2 separate regions of the Homo sapiens genome follow, and region 1 is linked to region 2. Evidence: chromatin loops called from intact Hi-C (ENCODE). Cell type or tissue: tibial artery. All regions are shown on one strand. Links, peaks and the distances in the headings refer to the core of each region. The heading gives the core; the rest is flanking DNA.

Region 1 (2,903 bases), core at 289-2,788, 50 kb after region 2:
AAGAGAAACCCAGGCCGCAGCGCCCTGGCCCGACTGGTCCTGTCCTTCGGTTCATTCTCCCAGCCACCTCCCCAGGCCTCTTGGCAAGACCCATGGCTGTGCTGGGCCTCTCTCTGTGACCAGACCCTAGGGCAGGCGGGGATGATCAGACGCAGGACAGGAGAGACCTCGCCAGGACCTCCTCATCTCCGGGGGTCAGAGGCTCCAAGAATCTTGATGGCAGGAAAAGGAGACTAAAAATAATCCGGAAAGGGAGAGTCCGGAGAGAGGAACTGGGAAATGGGGGGCGGAGGGCCAGTGGAGCAGGGAAACAGTGATGCACGCCTCGCAGCCCAGGCCCGGCGGACAGGCGCGCCCACGGCACCCAGACCCAGACAGCGCAGAACACACATGGCACACCCACCCTGGCACCGCTATCTCAGACACTCACACCGAGAACTTCCTAAAGGGCCACACACCACACACCGTATGCTCCACTCTCCCCCTGCACACCCACCCGGCAAGCACAGAACTCGCACACTCACAACACACCATGCCACCCCCTACACAAACCACACACAAACCTCCACAACACACTCCACGGACACACGGTTCAGTGGGCAGACACGGAGCGGCTGTATCCCGTATTGAGTTTTATGGATTCTCTGGAACCCCCACACCAGCCTTCCCTCCTGACTTCAAAATCCTGCCTTCCAGTGGCCCCAGTTTACCCTCCCTGTGGGGCACTAAGGGTCTTTCTCTTTCCCTCCCTCCTCCTCAGGGGATGACTCCAGCAGAGCACCTCACTCCTTTGAAGAGCACAGAGGAAGATGTCAGCCCAGTCCCTTCCTGCAGCAACACCCCCCACGCAGAAGCCCCCTCGGATCATCCGCCCCCGCCCTCCTTCTCGTTCCAGGGCTGCCCAGTCCCCAGGGCCTCCCCACAATGGCTCCTCTCCACAAGAACTACCCCGAAACTCCAATGATGCACCAACCCCAATGTGCACCCCCATCTTCTGGGAGCCCCCAGCTGCATCCCTCAAGCCCCCTGCTCTTTTGCCCCCCTCAGCTTCTAGAGCCAGCCTCGACTCCCAGACTTCCCCAGACTCACCTTCCAGCACCCCCACACCTAGTCCAGTGTCCCGGCGCTCCGCCTCCCCAGAACCTGCTCCCCGGTCTCCAGTCCCCCCACCCAAGCCGTCTGGGTCACCCTGCACGCCTCTGCTCCCCATGGCTGGAGTCCTGGCTCAGAATGGCTCTGCCTCAGCTCCTGGCACTGTGCGGAGGCTGGCTGGCAGGTTTGAAGGGGGTGCTGAAGGCCGGGCTCAGGATGCAGATGCCCCGGAGCCAGGTCTCCAAGCGAGAGCAGATGTGAATGGGGAGAGAGAAGCTCCCCTCACCGGGAGTGGGTCCCAGGAGAACGGTGCTCCAGGTGAGTGTGGCGGGTGGGGGGCGCTGGGTGACCTCAATCCACCCATCTTCTCCGTTTTCAGTGCTAACAACTTTCAGGGGCTACCTTTTCAAAAATGGAGTTAATGTTTGGGATATCTGGTTTCTGTATGTCGGGATTTGAAGGGAGTCAGGGTGGAGGAGATCTATAGATGCCTGGACCTTGATATTGCAGTTGCTGGGCAGGTTAAAGATGGAGATGGTCTGGGCGGGGGTGGAGCTGGGCCCCAAGGGCTTTCTCCTTAGGCTACCTGTCTCCCACAGATGCTGGCCTGGCCTGCCCTCCCTGCTGCCCCTGTGTCTGCCACACCACCCGGCCTGGCCTGGAGCTCAGATGGGTGCCTGTGGGGGGCTATGAGGAGGTCCCCAGGGTCCCCCGTCGGGCCTCCCCGCTGCGGACCTCTCGCTCCCGCCCCCACCCTCCAAGCATCGGTCACCCTGCCGTTGTCCTCACATCCTACCGCTCCACTGCTGAGCGCAAACTCCTGCCACTCCTCAAGCCTCCCAAACCAACTCGTGTCAGGCAGGATGCCACCATTTTCGGGGACCCCCCACAGCCAGATCTTGATCTGCTTTCTGAAGATGGAATCCAAACAGGTGCAGGGCCTGGGGGAGTGGACCTCTGGGCTGTGAGGGGACAGGAGAGAGGCAGGGGGGAACTAAAGCCCAGCAAACTACAATCCCCAACAGGCACTGGGCTCTTTGCTTCCCCACCAGCTGCTGCTCTGGTGCTGAAGAGAGTTGCAGTTTTTATAGTAACCATCCCTGCTGGGGCTGGAGTCGGGAGTCCTGGCTGGGGATCCTGGAGTTTTTTTTTCTCTTCACTCTGGCTTCTCTCTCCAGGGGACAGTCCTGATGAAGCTCCTCAGAATACTCCTCCAGCAACTGTGGAGGGGAGGTACTGAACACCCCCACCCCTACTCCCTGGTTCTCTCCCCACCATGCTTCTACCTGAGGGCAGACTAACCTTCAGCTCCAGCTAAATCCCACCTCCACAAAGGTGAGGGGACAAGGGCCAGGGCTCTAGAGATAAGCAGCCCTTGTTTCGAATCCCAGCTCTGGCCCTTATCAATTCTGTGATCTTATAGAAGGCCGGGCACGGTGGCTTACATCTGTAATCCCAGCACTCTGGGAGGCCGCGGCAGAAGGATCACCTGAAGTCAGGAGTTCAAGATCAGCCTGGCTAACGTGGTGAAACCCTGTCTCTACTAAAAATACAAAAATTAGCCGGGCATGGTGACGGGTGCCTGTAATCCCAGCTACTCGGGAGGCTGAGGCAGGAGAATGGCTTGGACCCAGGGAGATGGAGGTTGCAGGGAGCCAAGAGCGTGCCACTGCACTCCAGCCTGGTCGACAAGAGAGAAACTCCATCTCAAAAAAAAAAAAAATCTGTAGCCTTCCTGGGTCTCAGTGTCCTCATCTGTGAAATGGGGCTAAGCATAGGAACCACCTCATGGAATCGTGGGGATATGATAT
Region 2 (2,903 bases), core at 251-2,750:
CTCTATCTCCCGATCTCGTGATCCGCCTGCCTCAGCCTCCCAAAGTGCTGGGATTACAGGCGTGAGCCACCGCGCCCGGCCTATGTACAAGTTTTTGTATGAACATATGTTATAATTTCTCCCAGGTATATAACTAGGGGTGGAATTGCTGGGTCATGTGGTAACTATGTTCAGCTTTTCAAAAAATTGCCAAACTGTTTTCCAAAGCAGCTGTACCATTTTACATTCTCTCTGGCAGTGTGTGAGGGTTCCAGTTTCTCCACATGCTTGACAACACTTGTTAATATCTGTCCTTTTGATTGTAAGGCATAATAGTGGGTATGAAGCAGTATTTCATTGTGGATTTGGTTTGTTTTTCTCTAATGACTAATGATGTTGAGCGTGTTTTCTTTCTTTCTTTTTTTTTTTTGTAGAGACAGAGTCTTGCTCTGTTACTCAGGCTGGAGTGCAATGGCGCAATCTCAGCTCACTGCAACCTCCGCCTCCCGGGTTCAAGCAATTCCCCTGCCTCAGCCTCCCAAATAGCTGGGATTACAGGCACGTGCCACCACACCTAGCTAATTTCTTTTGTATTTTAGTAGAGATGGGGTTTCACCGTGTTGCCCAGGCTGGTCTCAAACTCCTGAGCTCAGGTAATCCACCCGCCTCAGCCTCCCAAAGTGCTAGGATTACAGGCGTGAGCCACCGCACCTGGCCGAGCATGTTTTCGTATGCTAGTTAGCTATGCGTATATCTTCCTTAGAGAAACATCTATTCAGATCCTTTCCTATTTCTTTTTTCTTTTTTGAGATGGGATCTCACTCTGTCACCCAGGCTGGAGTGCAGTGGTGCGATCTCAGCTCACTGCAACCTCCATCTTCCGGGCTCAGGCAATCCTCCCACCTTAGCCTCCTGAGTAGCTGAGACTACAAGCTCCGGCCACCATGCCTGGCTAATTTTTGCATTTTTTGTAAAGATTGGATTTCACTGTGTTAGCCAGGCTGGTCTCGAATTCCTGAGCTCAAGCGATCCGCCCGCCTCAGTCTCCCAAAGTGCTGGGAGTATGGGTGAGTTCTCCCACAGTTTCTACCCTGGAGCCCCCAGGCTTCAGGACCCTTCCGCATCCAGAGGTTGCAGTGAGCCGAGATTGCATCACTGCACTCCAGCCTGGGCAACCGAGCAAGACCCCATCTCAAAAAAAAAAAAAGTTTTTAGTGTATAAGCCTTACTTCTATTGTTAAATTTATTCCTAATTATTTTTATTCTTTTTGATGCTACTGTAAATAGACATAGATATTTTTGCCTTTTTCATTTTTCGCTTAGCAGTATATCTTGGAAATAATTTCATATTGATGAAATCATATTACTTCATTACATTCCTATATTCTCTTTTTTTGGTGGCTTAGTCTTTCATTGTATAGACTTACCATAGTTTACTTAATGAGGTCTCTGTTGTCAGCCTTTAGGTTATTTCATGTACTTGCTAATACAAACGTTACTGTGGTGTTTAATCTTGTAAGTAGGTGATTTTATACCTGTGCAAATAAATCAGCGGGATGACTTCCTCAAAGTGTATTTACCCAATCAGAGACTGTGTGCATTTGTCATTTTGGTTGTTATTGCCAAATCGTCCTCCGTAGTTGATATCAGTTTACTCTCCTATCAACCCAGTCAAGTGGTAAGGCTTCTGGGCTAGGCAGGGTGGCTCACGACTGTAATCCCAACACTTTGGGAGGCCGAGGTGGGCGGATCACCTGAGGTCAGGAGTTTGAGACCAGCCTGGCCAAGATGGTGAAACCCTGTCTCTACTGAAAAAATACAAAAATTAGCCGGGCACGATAGCAGGCGCCTGTAGTCCCAGCTACTCAGGAGGCTGAGGCAGGAATATCGCTTGAACCCAGGAGACGGAGGTTGCAGTGAGCTGAGATCACACCACTGTACTTCAGCCTGGACAACAGAGCGAGACTCCATCTCAAAAAAAAAAAAGCTGGTCAGGCTTCTCCCTAACATCAGCTTCCTCTGTGTTCACGCTGCCTTGCTTTCGAGGCCTCTTCTCGTGGCTTCCCCAGTGTTCTGATTCTGCCTTCCCTTCTTACAGGCATGGAAGTTGTAAAGGTTGGAGGTCCCGTCTACAGGATTGGAGTTGGAGGTGGAGCTGCTTCATCTGTGCAGGTGAGTGGGAATTGCTAAAGGTGCAGAATCCTTGATATAACCGGGCCCCAGGCATAGGGGAGCGTATAGGAGCTTCCAGTCTCGCTGAGCTGAGCTATGCCATATATGCCCCCAGGTGCAGGGAGATAACACCAGTGACCTGGACTTTGGGGCTGTGCAGCGAGGAGACCCGGAGATGGAACAGAAGATGAACCGTGTGATCAGGGCTTGTGTGGAGGCCCCCAAGGGAAACCCCATCTGCAGCCTTCATGATCAGGGCGCTGGTGGCAATGGTGAGGAAAGGAGTTGGAACAAGAGACTGGGCCTGCCTGGTATCCTGCCAGGTTTCGTTTAGGGAGAGGTATCAGGAATCTCCAACCAACCACCCAGCTCTGGGTCCCATTCTCCATGCTCTGTACATTCTAGACAGGTTCAGGGTTGGAAGGGTGGAAGCCTGCTGCCGTGGGATGATTGGTGGTAAGGGTGCGGCAGCAGTTGACACAGGAACACACCAAATTACAGGCCCCTTTGGAGGCCAGGGACTGCCCTTTGTTGCCTGACCACCACTAGGTCACTGCTTCTCCTTGCAACCCTCTCACCAGGCAATGTCCTAAAAGAGCTGAGTGACCCAGCTGGAGCCATCATTTACACCAGCCGCTTCCAGGTGGGTCTCGTCCCCTGAAGTGTGACATTTTCCCACCCCTGCCAGCCCCAGCCCGCTTCCACCCATCTCTCTTGCAACAACATGAGACGTGGGAGTGCCCACTGGCCCT

The links. Hi-C counts contacts between places; a loop is a spot of excess contacts. Peaks named below come from ENCODE experiments on the same cell type or tissue, not always from the same donor. Only the 100,000 strongest peaks of a DNase experiment are listed, where the experiment ranks them.
Region 1: a loop joins it to region 2, with 2.6 times the contacts of the local background. A loop is called at or near these places in 18 of 110 quality-filtered maps.

The regions. Positions count from the first base shown.
Region 1 is chr17:8,311,231-8,314,133 of GRCh38, forward strand. ARHGEF15 (Rho guanine nucleotide exchange factor 15) reads left to right here. Exons shown (of 16, transcript NM_173728.4): 2 at 761-1,410; 3 at 1,692-2,024; 4 at 2,271-2,325. The coding sequence starts at 810. Among named protein-coding and RNA genes, the nearest start is that of ARHGEF15, 2.4 kb to the left of the region's middle. RefSeq lists an enhancer at 1,879-2,380. In tibial artery, for the core only: no CTCF peak of the experiment used is centred there; no DNase peak of the experiment used is centred there; H3K4me3 peaks cover 284 bases; H3K27me3 peaks cover 2,500 bases.
Region 2 is chr17:8,260,843-8,263,745 of GRCh38, forward strand. It overlaps PFAS (phosphoribosylformylglycinamidine synthase), which reads left to right. Exons shown (of 28, transcript NM_012393.3): 12 at 2,078-2,151; 13 at 2,267-2,423; 14 at 2,733-2,794. Among named protein-coding and RNA genes, the nearest start is that of PFAS, 13 kb to the left of the region's middle. In tibial artery, for the core only: no CTCF peak of the experiment used is centred there; no DNase peak of the experiment used is centred there.